3 separate regions of the Mus musculus genome follow, and all the other regions are linked to region 1. A link is a loop called in an ENCODE intact Hi-C map of the cell type or tissue named here. Cell type or tissue: heart. All regions are shown on one strand.

Region 1 (8,000 bases):
TGGAAGAGCAGCCAGTGCTTGTCGCCACTGAGCCGTCCCTCGGCCCTCTCTTAGTCACTCTGGTTTTTGTTTTTTTTCTATTAGTCACTTTTATATCTTTGGTTTCAGCCTGTTCTTTAATGGTTGACAGTCTCCTGCAGGTCACTTTTTAAAAATCCTTTTTTCTTCTATATTTTTTATGACCAAAACCCCTTTTGCTGTTGTGTTTTTTAGCCCTTGAATTCCTTCTAGTTCAACTCCCGTTTGTGATTTGTTAAATTTTGACTTTTTTTGTAAATTCTATAATTACTGAGTTATAATTACACACAGCAGTATTGATTCATTTACATCACATGTTAGTTAATCTTATTCTGTTTTGTGTGTGTGTGTGTGTGTTATAGTTTTGTGTGTCTAGGGAACATTTTCTGAATTCCTGTTTAGTTTTCACTGGCAGGAAAAGAGGAAGTGACATAGCAGCTCCTGAGTGACTGGGGAGTTAGTTACAACATGGTTACCCAACCAAGAGCCTGTAACATCCTGTAATGTACCAGATAATTTCTGAGCAAAACCTCATTCAATACCACAGCTTACAAATGGTCTCATCATTGGCAAGGAACCTGGAGATCACACAGCGACTGCGGGTGGTGTGGGTGCTTGTGGTCATTTCGACCGCTTCAGGGGACTAAGTCCTCAGTTTCTGCCTGATAGCTGTGGTTAAGTGGGCAGTGTCTCCTTCATCTCCCTCTGCAGCCTGGCCTGGTCCTGGGCTCACTGGGCGTGTGCTGGGCAATAACTCTCCCACTCCCTCATGCCATCTGTTCTTTGCCTGCTGTGCTCTTTCAGCCTTTCCACACTTTGGTCAGTTTTCTACATTACACATTTCTTTGAACTAGATATCAAAAGTCGTTCCAGATGGACATTCTCTGATATACTTAATTTCTTTTGTCTTCCTCATTATTTTGTCCATTAAATAAGCATTCTTGGGCTTCTGTTAATGTGACAAGCACTCTGGAAACAATAAGCAGCGAGACAGAGTCAGACAAAAAGGGTAAACATCTTTCTTTTTTTTAAGATTTATTTATTATTATTTTTTTTAAAGATTTATTTATTTATATGTAAGTACACTGTAGCTGTCTTCAGACACTCCAGAAGAGGGAGTCAGATCTGGTTAGGATGGTTGTGAGCCACCATGTGGTTGCTGGGATTTGAACTCCAGACCTTCAGAAGAGCAGTCTGGAAGAACAGTCGGGTGCGCTCTTACCCACTGAGCCATCTCACCAGCTCCCCAATTTATTTATTATTACATCTAAGCACACTGTAGCTGTCTTCAGACACACCAGAAGAGGGTGTCAGATCTCACTATGGATGGTTGTGAGCCACCATGTGGTTGCTGGGATTTGAACTCATGACCTTTGAAAGAACAGTCAGTGATCTTACCCACTGAGCCATCTCTCCAGCCCCGGCAAACATCTTTCAAAAGATGACTTAAGGCTATAAAAAATAGGGCACCCTGTCCAGGCCTGGAATGTTAGCACTGGGGTAAGCTGAGGCCAGTCTGGATTAATGGCAAGACTCAGCCTCAAAAGTCCAAGCAAAGCAAAGCAATGTGAGAAATCTTATAAAAAGTAAACTATCCTGACTCTGAAGACTTCATCTTTCCTGTGTAGATTAACCGCGGAGGTGAAGGCAGGTTCCTTCGGACTGCTGTGGTTGCTTTAAATACCGGTTTCCTTCAAGCTCAGTGGCTCATTTTTCCACAGTTGTGACCCTCTTCCTGTGGTCCAATATGACCCTAGTTCCCAGCCACACCCTGAATCCTGGCAGATGAATGGAGGGAGGGATTAAAAGGTGAAGACTGGCCGGGCGTGGTGGCGCACGCCTTTAATCCCAATACTCGGGAGGCAGAGGCAGGTGGATTTCTGAGTTCGAGGCCAGCCTGGTCCACAAATTGAGGTCCAGGACAGCCAGGGCTATACAGAGAAACCCTGTCTCGAAAAACCAAAAAAAAAAAAAAAAGTGAAGACTGAAGCCAGACTCGGGTGGTGAATGAATTTTATCCCAGCAGAGGCAAAGACAGGCCCATCTCTGTGAGTTCGAGGCCAGCCAGGTCTACAAAGTGAGTTCCAGGACAGCCAGGGCTATACAGAGAAACCTTGTCTAGAAAAAAAAAAACAACAACAACAACAACAAAAAAGTTTTCTCTGTGACTTGGAAAGATTTCTTCTTGACAGGTTTATTCTTGATCAACCAAGTATAATCCCAGTTTGTCTTTTGGCTCAGGTGTGATTGGTATTAATGTAATTTTGGAAGTTAATATGATATCTTAAATAAGCCAAGAAGCCATTGTTAGCAAACAGTACAGAGTATCTTGTGCCATCTCAGTTTCTCTCGGTAGCCTATGAGTTTATACAGAGTGAGCAAGACACCATGTCTACCTCTGCCTTCCTAGGGTGTTGAATGTTAGCATTGTAAAAAAGCTGTTAGCACTACTCACCTAGGTTTTTGATGAGGCCAAAAGTAATCAGAGAGAGGAATTTGAGCCAGTGAGAAGTTGTATGTGTGCATGTTTGTGTTTGTATGTGTGCACATTTGTGCATGTGGGTGTGGAAGCCAGAAGTCTACTTTGTGTGTTGTTCCTCAGGCTCCCTCCACCTTGTTTCTCCCAAGTGCCTACAGCTCAGAGTAGGCTTGGCTCACTAGCTATAAGCCTCATAGAGCTCCCTATCTCTGCCTGCTCAACACCTGCCCACCTGCCCAGCACCTGCCCAGCACCTGCCTAGCACCTGCCTAGCACCTGCCCAGCACCTGCCTAGCACCTGCCTAGCACCTGCCCAGCACCTGCCTAGCACCTGCCCAGCACCTGCCTAGCACCTGCCCAGCACCTGCCCAGCACCTGCCCAGCACCTGCCTAGCACCTGTCCAGCACCATGTTCAGGTTTTCCTCCTGGAGTCCAGGTACTGAATTCTTGTCTTCATGCTTATGTAGCTAGCTGAGCTACCTCTCCACCAATGGTAATCTTCTTTTTGGAGACAGCTGTTTCACATATTCCAGACTAGTCTCAAACTCACTAGCTAAGGATGGCTTTGAGCTTTATAGCCTCCTGCCTCAGTTTCTTGAGTGCTGCCATGTTTTGGGAGGTGCTGTAGGGTTTGGTATATATCAGGAAAGCATTTTACAACTCAGTCACACCCCAGCCTTCAATAGTTGTCTTATAGTATATAGTATTTACATCTTTACCCCATTAACAGGATGTTGTGTTTTTATCCTTATTTTACACTTGAAGAAATAGAGGCTCTGTGAGGATCAAGATGCTGCACTTAACAAGTATTAATAGCTGAAGCTAAAAACCAAAACATACCTTTCTTATCAATAAAACACTTTATTTTTAATAAAAGGAATTCAGTGAAGTTACTGAGTATTAAGACGGCAGCTTCAGTATCCTGTGGTTTCACTTTTAGAAAGATGCCATTCTGGGCTGAAGAGATGGCTCAACTCTTAAGAGCACTGACTGCTCTTCCAGAGGTCCTGAGTTCAATTCCCAGCAACCACATGGTGGCTCAGGACCATCTGTAATGGGATCTGATGCCCTCTTCTGGTGTGTCTGAAGACAGCTACAGTGTACTCATATAAATAAAATAAATGCATCTTTAAAAAAAAAAGAAGAAGAAAGATGGCATTCTGGAAGAAAAAGTGATATAACAACCTTTTCACTCCCAGTGGTTATTACAGCTTTAGTTAAAAAAAAGAAAGAAAAAAATAGAAGAGAAAGGGAGGGGCTGGGAGGTGAGTCCCGTAAAAGGCTGCTCCTCTAGAGTATCCGGGTTTAATTCCCAGTAACCACATGGCAGCCAACAACTGTAACTCCAGTTCTAGGACACCCCAACTTGCTTCTCGTTACACCGCGAGCCTGTACTTTGGAACTCCAAGTTCCAGAATGCAACGCTCCTCTTCCCCTTGGTTCTCAGGGGTCGTCGAGACTACAGTTCCCAGCATGCAGCACCGTCGCCCTTTGTTTTTGACGCCCAGATGGACCCTGCTTCGGAAGGACTTTTTGGACTCCAGAGGACGCTTCCTCGAGTCACAGCCCACCTGGAGGCATGTGGCTACGGGGAAGTTCTGGCCGGTTGAGTCTGTTCAGGCGAAGCTGCGGAGAGATGGTCTGGCGGCTTTGCAGAACCCTGCCCAGGCAGCGTACCGGGCAGCCCCAGCTGGGTCCTCCCGGGGCCTTCCTGCCTTTGAACAGTGGTGGCGGGCGGACACTCTGTCCCCGGCACGCTTGAGAGCGGGGGCCGCCATCTCCATGGCCACGGCTGCGAGCGGGCCCTGCGCCGGCGGGTCGCCGCGGGACATCCTTTGGCGCGTGAGTTAGCGAGCCGTGGCGCTCCCTGCCTCTCTGGCGGTGCCTGCGCGCTTGGCTAAAGGGGCCTGTCTTGGAGGCGCTTTAGGAATAGCGTGTAGGGATCTGACCGCCTCGGGGATTGGGTGCAAGGGTGTGTGGGCGTCCCCGAGTGGAAGTTAGGTCTGGGGTGTTGAGCTGGAGTCCGAAGTGGAAGTTTGTCAGCGTGGTTGGGATGGCCCGAATGGAAATTTGGTGGAAAAGTTGTAGAGCAAAAGGTTAGTGATTCGAGCTAATGCATAATAAATGGCTTGATTCCTTGGGCTAGGAAACGGGAAGGGCTGCTCTGTGTTGAAAGAATGTGGCCTTAGCAGACTCTGGGGTTGGGGAGACGCTAAACCGAGCATATATTCATGGTTTATTTAAGACAGCCTACTCTAGGCTTCAGCTAAGGAGAGCTCACCTCCTTGCATCCATTCTGTGTTTGGGGGGTGGGGAGTGGGCGCAAGGAGAGAAGTAAAGAGAATGCAAATAGTAGTGGTTCATGTTAATAGCCTAAATGGAGAAGCAGGATTTGCATGTCTGAGTTAGAGTAACTGACTTCTTGATTGAAGAGTTGTGTTTAATTTTAGGTTTTGGGTTGGAGGATAGTTACCAGCATCGTTTGGTCAGTAGTGCTTCTACCCGTCTGCATCACAGCCTTTATAGTCTTAAGCAGCATCAATTTATTCCACCCTATACAGTGGCTGTCAGGTAAGTGGTGATTTTTAATTACTGTCTGTATTGACATTAAAACATTACGTAAAGGCACTCACTCTCTGCATTTCTGCACTCACAGAACTGTCATTTTTGTTATATAAAATCAGTAAGTGTGTCAGGGATTATGTATGATGACAGGACAGATCATTAGAAGACTACTTATATACACAGCTAGGTGTGATGGCCCAGTGTCCTGGGAGGCAGAGGCAGGACGACCTGAGTTCAAGGCCAATCTGGGGCATATATATAGTAAATCCCTAGAGGTGCAGTAAAAAAGAAAAGGAAGCCACACAAGTATTTATCCTTTTGTCTTTTCCTTAAAAAAGGAAAAGAAAAGTTGGCTTATTTGTATTTTTCATGTGTATAAGTATTTAACTTGTATATATGTATGTTCATCACCACGTGTGTGCCTGGTGCTTATGGATCCCCCTGGAAGAGTTGCAGATGGTTGTGAGCCACCATGTGGGTGCTGGGACTGAACCCAGGTCCTTTGGAAAAGCCCTCTGCTGAGCCATCTCTCCAGCCCCAGTTCCCTTGTCTTTTCTTGTTTTTCCTTTCCCTGCCATCCATTTAAAATTGCAGATGGGAATTGTGACTGGTATTAAAAAAAAAGTCTAATCTAGCTAGTTGTAGCACATTCTTATAATCCAACTCTTAGGAGAGTGTAGCAAGAGGCTCCAGAGATCCTGGCTAGCCTGGGATACATATAGAGAAACTATTTCAAAAGCAATAAGAAAAAGCTATACAGTTATTTAAAGAATACTTTATTCTTATGTTGTAGCCAACAAAGAGAAGAGAGGCCAAAAACTAAAGAATGTCAGGGAAGACTTAGTACAAGTCTGCTGAGACAGAGGAGATGGAAACAGGCTGGATGCTTATTGGAATCTTTGGATGTGAAAATAAAATGATGATGTTAGGAGCTGGAAAGACGCTGAGAGGGTAAAGTGCTTGCTGCTTGAGTTGAAGACCTGAATTTAGATTCTCAGTACAATCAAGAGTCAGCTGTGTGATGCATATCCTAACCCCAGTGTTGTGGCTCATTGGCCAGCCAGCCAGCTGCTGAGCTCTCGGTTCCGTGAGAGACCCTAGCTCAAAAAATAAGGAGAGCCACAGAGGAAGAGAGCTAGTGTCGCTGTGGCCTTTACATGTGTGTGCATGAGCAAGCACACTCATACAAGACTCATTATGGTCCATGAGTTCACTGAAGCACAAATTAAAAAAATTAAAAAGTCATAAAGGTACAGAATAGGTTTTGAAGTCTTGAAAATATTCCCTAAGACTAAAAAACACAAATTACTTTGGGAGATTTTTTTTCTCAATAATATATTCCTTATTTTTCTTATAAGAAAGTGTAGGCCATCAAGGAGTTAGAATTTGTTGTCGTTGTTGTTTGGCCTTTGAGAATATCGCTACTAAGCGATACAATCATGCTTTAGCTGATGTGTGTCATATTTGCTGAATCATGCAGGACTGATGAACATAACCCATAAGCCCTGGCAGAGATGGCAGATGATTAATTGTTGGAGACCTAGGAAATCTGGGATTAATTTTGGTTTCTGAATTCTACTTTGAAAATAATTGCTTTCATTATTAAGTGAGTCTATTCAGCCAGCATGTCTCATGTCTCTTTCTTTTGTTCATATTTTTAGATAGTAACATACTCATAGTTTAAACTTGGAAGCATGTTGGTTGTTGAGTGTCTGGTTGGGTTTTGTTGTTTAGACTAACCCTTTTTAGGACTGGTAAGTTACACTGTTTCCACATTACTTTTCCTTAGCTGAGGCACTAATTGCCTTTACTATATAAAGTTCAGAAATACTGTTTACATTTTGAAAACAAACTTGGCTTGTTACTATGGTAGCTTTCCTATGATGAAATGTTTACATATGGTTGTATTTTCTCTGTTAGCAACATCTGTGTGAATTAAAAGAAATTCTAATACCATTTTCCAGTACCCAAAACAAAATCTGAATAATTTACTTTGGAGTTCTTGTGTTGATGTCCTATTGGACCTGACAGCAGCATACAAGTAAATTCTTAAAAATTCTTTGAAAGTTAAAATTATAGTTGTAGAGTCTGTTGAGATGGCTCAATGGTTAAGGATGTTTGCTGTCTAAGTGTGGAGACCTGGGCTTGGATCTCAACACTCACAGAATAAACCAGGTATCCCGTAGATGCCTGTAACGCCAGCTAGGAGAGATCTAGTGCCCTCTCAGGCCCGTGCCGTGTACACAGATACATTTAACGTTCACAAATACATCTGCATACACAAATAAATGAAGTTAAAAACACCATAGTTGTAGTTCAAATGTTGCAGTGTGCTGAACACAACTGAAAAACTGAATGAGCATCACTAATTCATTTCTCTTGTGTTTTAGATTCTTGCAATGACTTCTATAGTTCCCAAGTCATCTTTCACCTCCTGCTGCTGGCCGTGGTCATTATAATAATAAGTATTTTCAATGTGGAATTCTATACAGGTAGGTTTCAGAATTTTAACTTTCTTAAAAGTTTGAGCATCAGATGTGGTGGCACATGCTTGTAATCTTAGCACTGAGTAGGTCTGAAGGAGGGTCACCATAAGTTTGAGGCCAGCTTCCGCCACATAGTGAGTTAGACAGTTAGCCTAGGTTAGATGGCAGATTTTGTCTCAAACAAAACAAAAATAATTCATCTTACTTAGGGCAGACTTTAAGAAATGTGTGCATAGCTGTATTCTGTTATCCTTTCAGTTGTACTTACAATTACTTTGGTGTTTCTCTTTTGAAGAGACATTTAGACCTTTCATGATAGTCGTTTATGAGTCTGCTGTGGGGAAGCTGGGTATATAAAGAGGTCAAGTCATAAAGACAGAGTGGACTGTTAGTGCCAGGGGCTGCAGCACAAAGGGGTCAGGAGGGCCTGGGGCAACTTGCCAGCAGTGTG
Region 2 (8,000 bases), 280 kb after region 1:
CAGGGCAGGAGAGTTAATATATCCTTGTACTTCTGTTACTCTAGAACCACTCCTGGTACCAACTTCTGTATTAGTCAGGGTTCTCTAGAGTCACAGAACTTACGGATAGTCTCTAGTTAGTAAAGGAATTTATTGATGACTTACAGTCGGCAGCCCAATTCCTTACAATTGTTCAGTTGCAGCTGTGAATGGAAATCCAAGGATCTAGCAGTTACTCAGTCTCACACGGCAAGCAGGCGAAGGAGCAAGAGCAAGAGCTAGACTCCCTTCTTCCAATGTCCTTATATTGTCTCCAGCAAAAGGTGTAGCCCAGATTAAAGGTGTGTTCCACCACACCTTTAATCCCAGATGAAAGGCATAGCCCAGATTAAAGGTGTGTTCCTTAACTCGGAGATTCAATCTTCTGGAATCCATAGCCACTATGGCTCAAGATCTTCAAACCAAGATCCAGATAAGGATCTCCAAGCCTCCAGATAAGGGTCACTGGTGAGCCTTCCAATTCCGGATTGTAGTTCATTCCAAATATTGTCAAGTTGACAACCAGGAATAGCCACTACAGAGAGTATGAGAACATGCTTGTAGTATGTAGTCTGGAGCATGCAGGACTCAAGAGGCTGGCCTGTGAGCAGTCAGGCAGGGCATGGTGGAACATAGAGGGGCCCTGCCCCTCCCTCCAGGGCTGGTGAAGGAGTTGAGACAGCCTCACTGGGCTCTTATATGTCAGCCACATCTCCGCCCCTGACTCCACTTCTGTAGCAGGCTCCCTAAGTAAGAATCCCATGAGATAATACTGTCACAGGCCTAATGGAGCACTGGGAACAAACAAGGGTCGCATAAATCTTATCTGCTCTAACGATGATGACACGTCCTTGGCTTCCCTAGGCAGTCTAACATGAGTGAAGTGTAGCTGAAATGGCAGAGAGGCTGGCTGTGACAAAGGAGCTTTGGGAACTGAGGGGGCCAGCGGAGGCCACAACTCCTAGCTGTGGAAGGGGCCTGTTGGGAATGTGTCCCAGAGGAACCAGCACCCAGGCACCCAGTATTGGGGAAAACAAATCAGGGAGAGGTGAGGTAAAAACGGGGGGTGGTGGGAAGGCAGTGATATAACTCTCAGTCCCCCTGGTACCCTCAAACAGCAAAGAGCCAGCCCTCTCCCAAACTCACCTTCCTCTCTCTCAAGACCAGCAGACAGGGGCATCTTGATTCAGAAATGCAAAGCAACTGGACATCCCCTTGGGCAGGAGGCTGGAGAACCTTTCTTGGGGCAACTGACTGCCTCTAGAAAGGGGCATTTTAAGTCTACCCCCAAAAAGCTGGCTTCCCCACTTTAGGCAAGTCCCATAGTCAACCAGTCAGGCTGCAGAGTCACCCACTGTCTCACTGGCATCTCACTTGGGATTTTTAGTGCCTTTTCTCTGATAGGTGTCACCTGCCGGGGATCACCATACTGCCAACAAGGAAAACCTGGAGGAAATGAAATCCGGCAACAGCAGACAGAAGGCAAAGCGAACAAGGTCCAGGACTCATCACCTGTGAGACAAAGCCTCGAGCGTAGCTATGACAGCAGGCCTCTTCAGAGGGGGCAAAGGGGACAGAAACGGGAAGTATGGAGAAATAAATGATACTGTTTGAATATCAACATAGGAAGTTCTGAGAAGAATGGAAACTAGCAAAAGCTCTCCCAAAAGAGAAAAGTAAAATAATAGTGATAATCTTCCAGAATCCAGAGACAAGTCTCTAGCTGGACAATGTACAGTTGTCCTTGTACAATGAAGGACAAGAAGACCTACGCTGACACAGTGAGCAGGTCATTTGGAAGCTTTAGAAAGCCAAAGATAAAGAGAGATCCTAAAAGAGAGAAGAGGGCTGTGAGGAGGGGAAAAGAAAGCCCACAGGGAGCTGTGAAATTTGAATCTGATTTCGGAGCAGCACTGAAAGGTTAGAGGCCCACAGCAAAGGCCTCAAGAAGTCTGAACAAACCACATTTCCAATGCAAACTCCATCCTAATTCAAACTAACCACTGACTGAAGGTGAGCATAAAACAGAGATATAGTCTCAGGCACGTAGGGAGGAAAAGTCATTTCAAATCACCTCTTTTCAGAATGTTACTTGAGGCAGCAAATGGAGAGGCCTTAGCAAGCGTTCTCCCAAGTAAGGACTTCAGGGCAGGGGACAGACAGGGAGAGATCTCTGCAGACAGCTGTACTTCAGGGCCCGAGGGACAGACGGCTGAGCTAGGGCAACAGAGTCGATCTGTGGATGACGGTGGACAGTAACAGGAAGAACTGTGTCGTACGGCTATGAAACGGGATTAGAAAGAATTATCCCTGGGGACAGAGGACAATGAGCCCGAGAAAGGGAACAGTTAGTAACTGTCAAAGTGTGAGAGAGAAAAAAAAAATCAGAACACGTTACTGAGCTGGTTAAATATTTACCAATTCGTGGTAACATATATCTGGAATATGGATTCAATGGAAATATGTGTGTTAAAGCTCCCAGGAGGGGTGTGTGTGTGTGTGTGTGTGTGTGTGTGTGTGTGTGTGTTGGGAATCATGAAAAGAAAGGGAGTATTTTCTACCCTCCTAGATGCCCATAGAACTGTCTCCAGGGACTGGCTCGGGTTTAACACACTGCTAGGCAACCTGGGACTGTGAATGCAGCTGCCCTGGAAGAGGAAAGAAGGTTGGGTTGATGAGGTCATTTGGGGGAGGGGTGCTGGTTACCATAGAAGTACGACTTTTTGAAACAGCCTTATTTTTATTACCTTGAGAAAAATGGAAATCCATATTACGTGCATGTAATCAATCACTCTGAGCAAGAAAGGCATAGAATAAGACTCAGCAAAGCTAAGTGTCCTGCGGTGGACAAGTCCAGACAGGAACTGAGTCAAGCTCAGCGACGCCCAGTGACAGCAGGGATGCTCTCAGGAACCGACCGTGTGAGGACGCGCTGTAAGCACACTCAGACTTCAGAGCCAGCTGGCTCCACCCTCCAGTGCTGGAAAGAGTTTAAACCGTTCGGTCCTGTTCACTTCTGTGGAGTTAGCAGAGCGCAGGAGAGACAGATGACCACGATTTGCGTGTGTTTGATCCTAAGGCTTTTACTTTCAAAGAGAGGAAAAAATACGGGACCAAGGGAACTTCTTCTCATTGACCGTGAATTCTCAGGCCACAGAGCAGTGGAGACGATTTCCATAACGTTCCACCTCACTCGACACACATTTCCCAGCAGCCTTTGATGCTTCAGTGAAGAGGTCCCCAAGTGCCACCCCACTCCCCACATTTGCCCTGTAGCCTCAGCTCCTACACCCCCTCCAATCTGCACTCCTCAGAACAGGTCGGGAGGGATATTTGGGGGGGCGTATATTGAAGGTACCAGGATTCCTGTTAGTGTACACACACACACACACACAAGCTCATCAACCATTGGTCCTCCTAAGCTGGTAGGAGTTATATATCCCTGTTAAGTGGTATAAAGTTCAGAAGCCCAAGCAAAGCCTTGGGTCCTGTCCCTTTTCCCTCACTAGACTATTGCTCTATGGAGCCACTGGTATTGTGTTTTATAAAAAAGAAAAAGAAGCCAGAGATATGTTTGGTGGAAGGGAGGTATGTGTGGGGGAAAGGGGTGCCTCCCTTCCCCCTGAGGAACCAGCCACATGAAGACTATATTATAGAATAGAGTTTATTTAGGGCATGGGGAGGGAAGTTGAGGGGGTAGTAGAGACAGAGAAAGGCAGACACACACACACAGAGCGAGAATGAGAGAGAGAGAGAGAGAGAGAGAGAGTATAGGTGGGCCGTGAGCATGTGGGGGGGAGGGGAATTGGGAGAGAAGGGACAGAGAGGGAAGAGGGGAAGAGAGGAAGAGCAAGAGGAAGAGTAGAGAGTGAGGAGGGGGCAAGCAGCCCCTTTTATAGTGAGTCAGACACACCTGGCTGTTGCCAGGTAGCTGCGGGGCCTAGAAGAAATGTCAACAACCAGGACCCCATTCTGATCATCCACTATAGGTTAGCACTTTCCCTCTAGTCAGGCCTGGTCCAGTATGAGCTCTAGATCCTCAGCTAGGACAGGGGGTGGTTGACTTTTGAATAAAAGAAGAGAGCAGTGAGCATTCAGCCTCCGCCACCCCCCCCCCCCCGGCGTGAGCTGCCACCCCTCACAGTGCCTTATCAGCAGGTGGACACACACCCCTTACATCAGGGCCTCTTGGGGTAACTGCTCTAAACACAAATTTCTGACCTATCTAAAGTCTCCTGGTGCTTAAAGTCCCTGCCCCAGGCTCACCGCCTTCCTCCAGGGGGCAGCAGATAGAATCAGAGTCCACCCACCTCCAGACCCAGCACTCGGCTTCCCATGCTGTGGGGGCTCATGACTGTACATCTGAAAGCACTGGCTCTGTTTCCTCTCTGTATGGTCAGGCTCCTCCTAAAACTCCTACGAGGAGTGAGGGATGGGCCAGGGTGAAACAGCAAAGTCTAAAGCATCCAGGGCACCTTACAGTTAGGAGCCCCGAGGCTGTGGGTGGGCAGTGGAGAGTGAACATACACAATTGCAGGAAGCAGAAGGTGGCAGGGCCCCGGGGGCTTCTCCCAGTCTATGTGCCTTCTGCATCCTGCTCCACCGCAGACTGGAAGCTGGAAGCAGAGGGACTACACTCAGGCAAGCCTTGGGTTGGGTCCTAGCGGCCCCTTGTGGCCATTTCTCTGGCTCTCTCCACCAGCCTGCACCTGCAGGTGGGAAGAAACCTAGGTCCAGTAAAGGCTGCCCAGGGCTGGGCTATGTGGTGAACTTGGCCAGAGGGCTGCAGCCCCTTGAGCTCACTGAGTGGCTTGGGACAAGCCTCTGAGCAGAGCCAAACCAGTAGTCAGAGAAGCTTGGACAGAAGGACCTCAGAGGACGTGGCTTGCCCTTCACAAATTCATCATATAGAGGGAAACTGAACCGTGGATCCTGGCAGGGGGCCACGTGACCTACCTTGGCATGAGCACAGAGCTGGGAGAGAGCCACTGTGTGCTGGAGAAGGGGGCTTCCAGGGCCAGAGGGGCCTGCCCCAGACTCTCATCCCTACCTGACTCCCTTCCCTGACCCCGCCACCCCCAGGTGACCCACCTTCCCTTCACTGTCTCCACTCTTCTCCCTCCCCAGAGCCTTCTTGGATGCCCGCTGCTCACCAGTCAGGTTGGGAGCAGGAGTTCACATCCTAGCCTCAGGAGATCCCCCGAAGCCCCTCTCCCTGCCTGAAATCTCTCTGCCGAGTCCGCACCACAGATGCCATTTCGAGGACCCTCCAGAGCTCGCCATGCTCGATTTCTCAGAACCAAGGTCCCTCCCATGTCCTTTGCACATAAGCTTCATCTCCTTCTTCCTCATCTGCGAGACCCCATGACAGCTGGCCACACAAACACACAACACACGCACACAGATGCACATATACATACACACACATACATATGCATGTAGACACATGCATATACATACATATGCAGATACACATATACACACGTATACATAAACACGCATACACATGCAGATACATGCACCTATAAACACATATATACATACACGTGCAGATACACATACACACACACACACACACAGTAGACTTCTTTACCACCTATTACTATTTGGCCACTTCTAACTCAAAAAATTGTTTTTGGATGGGGGTCTCATTATTAAGCTCTGGCTGTCTCAGAACTCTCTAGACCAGGCTAGCCTCAAACTCACAGAAATCTGCCTACCTCTGCCTTCTGAGTGCTGAAGCTGAAAGCATGCCCCACCATGCCTGGCCTCTTGCTCGGTTTTTAGAAGCTGGATTCACACGCACTCATGGTTCCTTCCTGGCCCACGGAAGGAGCTCTAAACTGTCTTCATTCCTAAATCCTGTGGGCACTGCACTGTCCCGCTCAGCAGCTTGCCAGAAGCACTGCCCAACTCCTGCTTGACTGCATCCCTCCCAGGATGCACCTGTCCCTGTCTATAGCTAACCCTCTACTGTCATGGGCTGGCAGGAGCATCCTTCTCAGTGTGGTGTTAGACTTAGCCCCAGGATCCAGCCCCATCCTGCCCTGCCTGATAGCTCCTCCAACTCCACATCTAAAACTCTCCCTGACCCCCAGTGTTCTTGTCTCTTGAATCAGGGACCAGGCCTTGTCATGATTCTTGGCTGAAACTCCCTCAAGAATGAACCCGGACATACCCTGAATGACACAGGGACACCAGAGCCACACAACAGATGGCACATTTTTGACCTTCCTGGTTGTCCTTCATGCTGGGTTGACAAAGTCTTCTGAAGATGGAATGGGAGAAGACATTCTGGGTCCCCCACCCCGGTTATCAATAGGGAGGGGAGTCTGCTCAACTCATAACCCATCAGGATCTCTCCACATACCAACCCCAAACCATGCCAAGGTACCCTCAACACCAGAGGATACTGTACCTCCCGCCCAGGGCTCCTGACAGTGCTAAAAGGCTTCTTTGTGGGGTGCAGGAAGAAGGTGTGTGTGTGTGTGTGTGTGTGTGTGTGTGTGTGTGTGTGTGTGTGATGCAAGTGCCAGTGTGTACACGTGGAGGCCAGAGGAGGCCATCTCATGCCCTATTCTACAATGCCTCCCCTATTCCTCTGTGAAAGGGTCTCTCTCTGCCTCTGAAGCTAGGCCAGCAGCCATGGAGCTTGGGACATCCTTGTCTTTCCACCCTTCCCCCTTAGCAGTAGGGTTACAGGCACGGTGGTGGCCATGCTCAGCTTTTAACTCTGGCTCTGGGAACTCCAGCTCAAGCACGTCTGTGCAGCAAGTACCCTGGTGTGCAGTCATTTTTCCAGCCCCACGTCAGAGCCTTCTTAGAGACATTTCCCTTGAGAAGCCTTTCCATTTGCCCAGGCTGGTGTGGCTCATCCTGGGGGCCCAGGCCCTGCTTCCTTCCCTGAGATCCTCAGATATGAAAGCCTGTTACTCACTTCAGAGCATTCACACCTGTCACTTTTTCTTCCAGGACCCACTTCTGTCCCATCTATCCACATTCTGATTGCAGTCCGGCCCTTGCCTCTTCTAGCTGACTACAGACCTCCACCTCTCAGACCCTAGTCCTCTTCTATCCCAGCCTGCTGGGCTGGATGACCCAGCCTGCACTCACACCTGTCCCCTAGAGGAGTTGACAGCTATGCCTTCCTATGCTTGCTCTACCAGAGAGATTTGCATGTATCCAGCCTGCATGGCATATAATCACTTGATGATTATCCATGTCTTACACACGGAAGCGAGGCTCCGTGTCCCAGGCCAAGTATCCAGTCTGTGCTGGGAAGGGCTTTCCCAGACCAGAGTTCCACAAGAACCAACAGCCGTTCCAAATGTGGTTTAAATGGAAACCAGCCTTGGAACTGCTCCCCGCCCCCCACCCGTTCTGGATGGAGGCTGTGTGTCCTCTTTCATGCTGTTTATTCTTTTGAACAAATTGTGAGTTTTACAAGACATTCAAAGTCTGTGGTGGCAAACACATGTCCCCGTGGTGAGTGTCACTTGGCTCACTGAAGTGAGGGCTGCGAGTGCAACAGGCGGCCACACGGCCCCTCCTCCTTGGGCTCACATGTGAGGCTCACATCTTGCTGCACCAAAAGCCACCTCAGGAAGAAGCTGTCTCCACCTCGGTGTCCCTTTCACATCCCTCAACCCCACACTCATAGTTCTGCAGAAGTCTCACAGCATCTGAGGGAGGGTGTGGTATGCCTACCTAGGAGAGAGGGGAACAGGTGTGCAGGAAGGAAGAGGGGACAGCCCAGGGCCATGAGCTGGGAGCTGGAGCTCTGGTCTCCTAGCTCCAAAGCTGGTTTCTCTGAAATCCTCAGAGCTTTTTAAGTCAAGGCAGAAGTCCCTTCTGCTTGGCCCCCTGTCCTAAATGGACCTGAGTCTCCAGAGCCCTTGGGAATCTATTCATCTTCCAGGCCTCAGTTTCCCCTATGAAGAACAAGACGATGGGCCCTGAACTCCACAGTCCCCATGTTCCCA
Region 3 (8,000 bases), 120 kb before region 1:
TGGACTACCATCACCTGGTGAGCCTAGTTGTTCTCTACCAGCCTGGGCAATATTGCAAGACCATATCTCAAAGGGAAAAAGAGAGAAGTTGGTTGCCAAGTATTTTTATCTATTGGAAAAGCGGCGGTAGCCAAGCTAATCCTTACAGAACATTTTCAAAATAATGCTAAATATTGTCTATGAGATGAAGAGAGAAAAAGTTACTGATCCCCCTCCTGCTTCCCTAGCCCCCCTCAAAATGACCTGTACTTTAAATGTGTAAGTTCAAAATTGAAAGTACTATCTGATGGTAGAGCTTATGAGCCCACTAAGGCCCGGGGCTTGACAGGCTAAACATCCACTCAAGTACTCACTAGCTAACGAGAGAGAATACTACCACCCACCTGTTTCGCAAGCACAGCGAGCACAGCACCAGACTCCCGTAGGCCTCAGTGAACTTCTGTAACGCCCTGAGCCCTGCCCCTGGCTCTGTGAATTTCTGTCTGGCTTCAGCAGCAGAGAACAGCTTCTCAGCGATCTGCTCAGGAAAGCCGATGAGGGAATCAATGTGATCAACATTGTCGGAGATGAAGCCCAGCACCAGACTGAAGAGGGACTTAGCAGAGTATCGCAGATTCCCCTCTCGGGTGTACGTGAAGATAAAGTGATCGGTCTTCTCTTTCTGTGCAGTGTCGTCTTCCCTGTTCATGCACAGCTCCACGGAAAAGCCTTTGGGAAAGAGTCTGAATGGTCGTGGCTTCTGCAGGCTGTTTTTAACACCATCCAGAGCCAGGTTGACCATGTGTAGCTGCCCATTTTCTCGAACATAGATGGGCCCTGGATCCAGGTGGGCTTCTGAGTTGAGGTAGTAAGCCATTGCCTTGGTTGCAACTGTAAAAGCAAGGTGTGTGGAGGCAAATCCAATTAGAATGTCATCTGCAGCTTCACCTTGCTGTGCCCACAGCTTTATGATCCTACCACTACCAGGAAAGCAAGACTCACCAGTTGCTGAGAACTTTGTCACTATGAGGCTGTTCTACTGTTTTTACCTGAAGTGCCTCTTTTGCATTTTTCTCACCTATTTAGTAATCTACTCATCTTTCAGAACTTTGAGCTCAAATTTCATTTGGAGAATTCACCCAGAATTTACAAAAAAATGCCAGCAACAATTCTTTTCAAAGTAGACTCACAGCAGCACAGCTTATGTTAGCAGAGCAACGAGGAGCATCAACTAAATGCCCAACACTGAGTCCTAGTAAACAAAGCATACACTATTTCATCAGACATTATGAACCCACTAGAATTCTGGAATTAAAAATGTTTACACACAGAAAACAGTAACTCCGCTAGCGGGTTTGGCACTTTCCACACATCTCTTTGTTGCACTTGGCTCACTGTCTTATTGATTGGCTTCTGGGTCTGTCTTAGCTGCTTTGCACACAGAGAGAAAGACCACATTTAATTCAGACTCCATAACAGGACTCTGGTACAGTGCAGTCCCTTGGGAGAATGTCATGGAACTAGTTTACAAGTTCCATAAGCCTTAGGTAAACCATGAGCAAAAGGATGTCTTGAATTTACAAATAAAGGCCTCCACAACAAAGGCTAAATAAAATCATTACAGTCTTCCAGTGTTCAGATTCTGTCCAAGCACTTTGAGGTAAGTTAAAAACCAAAAAGCAGTTATGTTTTTCTTTAATCCCACTGGTGACATTATGCATCAAGAATTATAATAAATACTATTTTCTTGAGTGAGATTTCAAATTACACAAGAAACTTCTATGTTAAATAAAGGCATCCGATTATCATTTCTACAATAAGAAAGGGGGAAATGTGGATTTTAATAACATGTCAGCCTATCAGTATTTCTCTCTCTCTTTTTTTTTGTTGTTGTTGGGTTGTTTGTTTATTTGTTTTGTTTTTGAGACAGGGTTTCTCTGTGTAGCCCTGGCTGTCCTGGAAATCACTCTGTAGACCAGGCAGGCCTCGAACTTCATCTGCCTCTGCCACCCAAGTGCTGGGATTAAAGGCGTGCCCCACCACACCTGGCTCCTAGCAGTATTTCTAAAACTCTGAAACTATCCCTCAAAGACTTTGGTTGACTTTTGGAGGTATATCAAGTCAGGTTCTACATCAATACCTACAATGTGGCCTGAAGCCACTTACAAGTGTCAGCAAACAATTAAGTTAGTGACAAAAATGCTGAGTCTCTGAAGATCAAGCAATGATCCTATTTGTGGGAATCACTACTGCTCATTTTTCTCCTGAGAATAATTATGTATATAAAGCACATCAGAAAGGAGGGACCAGCCTAGCCCTGGAGCCTCACCCTTTCCAGCTCATCTACTATGTTCTATTCTGTGGCCCTCCCAATGCTACATGGGTAAATTGCCACTCACTTGACCCACTGGAATTAGCTTAGTTTACTGCTTTTGGTTGTTCTGCCTGACCTAGCTATTTCCTGTTCATCATTAACATTCAGCTCAACCATCACTCAGCATTCTCCTGGGAAACTTCTCCAACCCCAGTACCAGTCCATGTCTGTCTGGTTTTCCCAAAGCACCCAGTGTTTCCTTTTAGACAACACTTAGCACTGTGTACTATGTTCAATTGTTACTGTACCCAAAGCTGTGAGTTTTTTTCTTTCTCAGGCCGAACATGGTGCTTAGTACTGAGTAAGCACTCAACAGATATATGCTGAACTGAATGAGACCTCAAAGGGGTAGATTTAGTGCTGCGTTGAAGGGCCTGCTGATATTGTTGCTAGGAGCCAGCTCCTCTTCCAGGCAACAGCTGCAGGCTCCTCCCCCACTTGTCAGCCCCTTCTGCAGGTGGTAGAAGCAGAGCAGATGATGGGGCTATATTGCTACTGGTACTATGTGGGGGGTGGGGGAGGGAGGACAAAACAACTAAAGTAAAAACCAGTTTTTTTTTTTTAAAGTCTTGTCATAGTGCCAGTTCTTACACTTCATATTCTTGCCAGCATTTAAGGGCTGCTGCTGAAAAGATGCCCTCCCCACTTGCTATAAAAGCTTCTTTCAGCAGGGCAAGCATTTAGCCCCTTCGACCTCACAGACCTTAATCCTAACCTGGAGAAAAAGAAAATGCTCTTTGATCTTTAAGACTAGAACCTCAAGCTGGGCAGTGGTGGTGCACGCCTTTAATCTCAGCACTTGGGAGGCAGAGGCAGGCGGATTTCTGAGTTCCAGGCCAGCCTGGTCTACAGAGTGAGTTCCCGGACAGCCAGGGCTACACAGAAAAACCCTGTCTCAAAAAACAAACAAACAAACAAACAAAAAACAAAACCAGACTAGAACGTCAGAGCCTACTCTACCTAGGTATCAGAAAGTAAATACTACGTATGGCATAAAAACAAATTATTTGCTAGACAAGAAATGATCAAGTGGGTAAATGAAGGAAAGAAAACATATCATTATCACCATTTTAGAGTGGCCAGAAATTTAGCATGTAGTCCAGGCTGGCTTCAAACTCAGAGAGATCCTTCTACCATGGCTTTCCACATACTGGGATTACAGTCATAAGCCACTACACCTAGCCTAACAATCTAACTGTAACAGCAGAAGGGCAAATCCTATGAAGATAATGTATCTTAATGGACCAACACACCATAATACTGATGAGGAGGACAGAAAGACGAAAACCCAGGTTTTACATATTTGCACTGCTCTTAATTCTCCTCTCTAACGTCCCACAAACTTTGGAGTAAAACGGAATGAATGGATGACAGTGTCTCATGAAAACTAGAAGTATGATTCCATCCAGCAGAGGGCACAAGTAGCGTGGGACCAGAGTCTGGATGCTAATCCCTTACTCTGCCCCTCCTGGCAACTTTACCCTTCAAAAACAGGGGCACAGTGAGGACTAAATCACATCTTCAGACTACTTATCAAACAGTATTCTCTTTTTAAATGATGTAAAAATTCAGTATTTACTGAAGAGTATATCTACATCATTTGTCCAGGCAATAATCCAAGGCTTTGCTTTCTTCAGTTATTTGAAGAACTACTCTTAATTTAGGGAATCATGCATGGTAACCTTTTTTTTTTTTTTAAAACATCCTGCATTCTTCCAATAAAGTACTTCCTGAAGTTTGTAATGTACTATAAAATGATCTAAGGATTAAATGAATGTCTGAACTTTCAACTTTAAGAACCATAAAGGGTAAAGCTTCTCTCCTGGATATTGCTTGCCCGTCACTATTATTCATGTTGGCCTCTACAAACTGGCCCCTTAAAAGACAAGAGCCTTTTCTTGCCTGGGGGTGTGAAGGTTGGAAGTGCTCTTTTAAACTGGAAAGTTAAGATAACATGTATCTGCAAGATAACAATGTTCAGTGTAGATCTCTTGCAGCTATGGGTCAGATTAACAGAGTGACTGGCTGACTGGCGGTGTTCTAGCCCACTACAGAGAAACAGCTCTGTGATCTACCTAAGCATTACAAAGCATTAAAAATGTACAGCAGTGCATTCACATTACATTAGTGAAGCTAAAGTTAGCACAAAGCATATCATTTCTTCAAATAAATGAAATATAACCTTGGTACATTAAAAATTCAGTTCTGTAAAACATCTTTAAATGAGAGAAGGATAAAATAATTGACAACCAAACATAAGTTTTAAAACCTTGAATCCAGCTTCCAAGCAAAAAGCATAAAATTATTCCAGACAAAGAGAGGAAAGAGGAGAGAGGCATCAGGGTAATAGTGCTAAAACTGTGAGCTGAGCCTATGGTTCAGGAAAAAAAATACCAAAACCAAAAATCAGAAAGAACACCTAACCTTAATAAATCAGTCTTCTAAGAATAAGTAGGCCAAAATAATGATCAACAATAATGATTCCAGATGTGACTGAAAGCTACCATTTTTTATATACCTACAAGCTAACAAGCACTGTAAGGTACAACATAAAATGATGTCATGCAATCACTGATCCTATGAGGTCAGTATTGCCACTTTATGGATGAAGAGCCTCAGAGAAATGAAGGAACTTAAGGCTCACAACTCCTAAGTGAGAGAGCCTGAATTCAATCACAGGTCTGTGTAATTCCAAAGCACAAGATCTTCCCACTTGTATCTCAAGAATAAAAATACAACATCAGCCTTAAAAATATTCTTAAAACACTCAAAATTAACATCACCGGCCATTTGATCTCTCTGGAACTCACAATGGCTCAAACTGGGAGTTAAGAGGGCAGGGACTATAGTAAAAAACAGTGGTCATCTGAGGAAGAGTGGGTGGAAACAGAACCAGGGCTCACTCAAGGATGAAGCGCTCCCCCTTCACTCTGCCAGGGCAGAAATCCGCCATATCCACACACCAGGAAAACATCTGTCAACCCACTACCTTCATCTCAAGACTGCAGACACCTTTGGCTCATTTGAAAATGTAGTGGTTTTTAAAGACTTTTTCTTAACATAGGAAGAAATCCGAAGAGAAAGTAGTTCCAAAGTATCTCTAACCAACTAACAATCCATCTTCATTGTTCTGTGTCACCGCCATTATTCAATTTCCCACTACTTCTTTTTTCCCTGTAACTTGCCACTTCCCTACCTGCCTTCTCCCCCAAACTGCAGAAACTCATGTCCTATCCGGGCCCATACTTTGTCCAAGAGCAAGCTAATCTCTCCCACATCTTGATAGTTTTACCCACTCTTTAGCTTTTCAAACAGAAAAAATTTCAGTCCCCCACCCCCCAAATTCTAACCTTCCCCATTCACTCCCAGATCTTCTACCCATCTTCCTCACATCCCAGACTCTCCCGTGCCCCTCAAAAGACTCAACCCCGCCTCCACCTGTCTTCTAGCGACCCGTCTCCAGCCCCCATCCTTCTCTCCCTCCTCACGAGTCTTCCTCTCACCATCGAGGTTCCTCTTAGCACCCTAGTCTCCCCATCTCTTTCCCGGTTTTGCGTCCTCAACCTTCAGATTCCCCTTTCTTCACGCCTCACTATCTCCAACTTCCCAATCCACGGCCTCAACTAGTTTCTTCCCTGCCCCCCCCCGCCCCACCCCTCCCCCTATTCCAACCCTAGCTCCTTCCCTTGGTGCACTCCTCAACCCCTTTTCTTTCCCCCTTTCCCGGCACTCCCACCCAAGCTTCTCCCCAAGTCCACCTAAGCTAAATCCGCTCCCTCTCCCGCCCAGAACCCTAAATTCTCACACACCCTCAGTCTAACCCGGGACGCCGCGGACCCCACCCTTAAGCCCACCTCAGGCACCCCTACCTCTTCATCCTCCCACCCCTCCCACCGCGAGCTCTACCTCGTCCCTAGGGCCTTTCCCCTCCCCCAGCCCCTCACACTCCGCCCCCGCACCCACGCGCTGCCTGAGGCTCGGCGAGCGGCCCGGCCCGCGGCCGCCACCTACCTGTGCCCCTGCCCGGGGCAGCGAGCGGCTGCACCTCACTGGCGGCTCCTTCCTCCACTGAGCGGCTGACCGGGAAGCGGCTCGGCAACCTAGGCCACAAAGCCCGTGAGGGTGGGACACACACAGAGGGTGGCAAGAGGGAGGGGCTGGGGGCGACCTGGCGCCGCGGGACTGAGGTACCAGCAGGGAGGGGTGGGGGGGGAAAAGAACTCGGCTGGGTAGGCGCGCGTGCGCGGGGCCGGCATGAGGGGCGTGGTCTGATCTGGAGTGGGCGGGGCATGTGGCGGGGCGGGGCCGGGAGTGGGTTGGGACAGCCGAGCTGAGAAAGCCGGGCGGTCGCAGGAAGGGTGAAAGGGGCGGGGCGGGGCCGTGCGTGTGCGTGCCCGCGCGAGGGCATGTCCCCCGAGATCTCTTGGAGGCCCCCCCACCTCCCCGAGGCAATGCAATGTAAAGGTAGTCCTGAGGAAAGACGCGCAAGTGAGGTGGCGCTTCTAGGCGGAGCCCCTGCCAGGAGAGGGCGGGGCGGGGCTGCGCAGGGCGCGCGCCTGGGAACTCCTCTGAGGCTGAGGCGGGGCGGGAGCGAAGCGAAGCGAGGCGGGGCGGGGCCAGGGCCGGGCGGGGCGTGACGGGCGGGGATCGCGAGCGGACCCGGTCCTTTCGCGGAGCTACCCAAGGCCCAGGCGAGCGGGTCCGTGCAGCACGGTGGGCGGGCACCGAAGAGGTGGGAGCCCGGTGGCGAGGCCGGCGGAGGGTTGCGGGCGGGAAGGAACCGGTTGTGAGGAGACGCGCGGCGGGTGACCGCGGGTGGAGCAGCGATGTCGCTGGGAGAGAACAGAGTGATTAGGGCCTGGCCTCTCTCTAGGCCCCCCTCCCCAAGAACTTTTAGTGCCCTGAAATGATGCTTTGACCCTCAGAAGGAAGAACAATTACAAATGACAGTTAATATGCCAAACGTAACACATTATCAGCACGGTCCAACCTCAAACAGGAATAATATTTAAAGTCAATGTGGGTGCATTTACGTTATTTGAAATTATTTGAGTCTTGGAGGTGAGAGGACTGTGTCCGGGCTGCCATTATGGGAGAAAGAGAATGACCGGTTTTAAATTTACACCAGAGCTACCAGTGGATGCTGTAGGAAAGGATTTGGGGCAGGCAGATGTAAGAGCACACAGACCCAAAGGTGCTGGTCAAGGAGAAAATCAACCCAGGACGTGACCCAGAGGTTTTCTGAAAGAAGTACCAGAAAGGGCTACACTGTATATTTAAAGAGAAAATCAATGGCCCTGGGAAAGGGTAGGGAATCCACCGTCCCTGTCTGTAAAACCCAGAAGGATGGATGGTGTCCTAGAGCCTACTACCACTTTGGTAGAGAGTCCCTGAGGGTATTCATCCTCGCTTAGATCAAGCATTGCCTCTCAAACCTCCATCTTGGAGCTGTGTGGAAACATGTCTGCTGGGTGGTTTTATGGGTTTCTTGGGATTGGTTTGCCTCTTTCTCATTAACTGCAACAAAACCTTAATGAAAGCCAAATCTCTGCCCCTGGTTTTAAAGAACAGATATTGGTAGTTCAGGTATATTCATTTTTTATTAAAGTGCTTTATATTCACTGTATTAAAGTGCTTGTTTGCTTTT

What was found. A loop is a pair of places that touch in the nucleus more often than their neighbours do. Peaks named below come from ENCODE experiments on the same cell type or tissue, not always from the same donor. Only the 100,000 strongest peaks of a DNase experiment are listed, where the experiment ranks them.
Region 2: it touches region 1 in a loop (16-fold over the local background); 6 of 42 quality-filtered maps call a loop at or near these places.
Region 3: it touches region 1 in a loop (2.4-fold over the local background); 9 of 42 quality-filtered maps call a loop at or near these places.

What each region holds. Positions count from the first base shown.
Region 1 is chr4:107,363,809-107,371,808 of GRCm38, forward strand. It overlaps Ndc1 (NDC1 transmembrane nucleoporin), which reads left to right and starts at 4,239. Exons shown (of 18, transcript NM_028355.4): 1 at 4,239-4,340; 2 at 4,949-5,069; 3 at 7,454-7,555. The coding sequence starts at 4,281. In heart, a CTCF peak has its summit at 3,606 (motif pointing left); DNase peaks (open chromatin) are centred at 3,993 and 4,203; H3K4me3 peaks cover 1,756 bases; H3K27ac peaks cover 1,366 bases.
Region 2 is chr4:107,648,453-107,656,452 of GRCm38, forward strand. No RefSeq gene overlaps it. Among named protein-coding and RNA genes, the nearest start is that of Gm52673, 26 kb to the left of the region's middle. In heart, a CTCF peak has its summit at 4,700 (motif pointing left); no DNase peak of the experiment used is centred here; H3K4me3 peaks cover 374 bases; H3K27ac peaks cover 524 bases; H3K27me3 peaks cover 2,267 bases.
Region 3 is chr4:107,246,911-107,254,910 of GRCm38, forward strand. It overlaps Lrrc42 (leucine rich repeat containing 42), which reads right to left and starts at 6,623. Exons shown (of 8, transcript NM_029985.2): 1 at 6,365-6,623; 2 at 384-870. The coding sequence starts at 856. Hspb11 (heat shock protein family B (small), member 11) reads left to right here and starts at 6,993. Exons shown (of 6, transcript NM_028394.3): 1 at 6,993-7,085. In heart, CTCF peaks have their summits at 3,763 (motif pointing right) and 6,382; DNase peaks (open chromatin) are centred at 5,811 and 6,721; H3K4me3 peaks cover 3,513 bases; H3K27ac peaks cover 3,789 bases.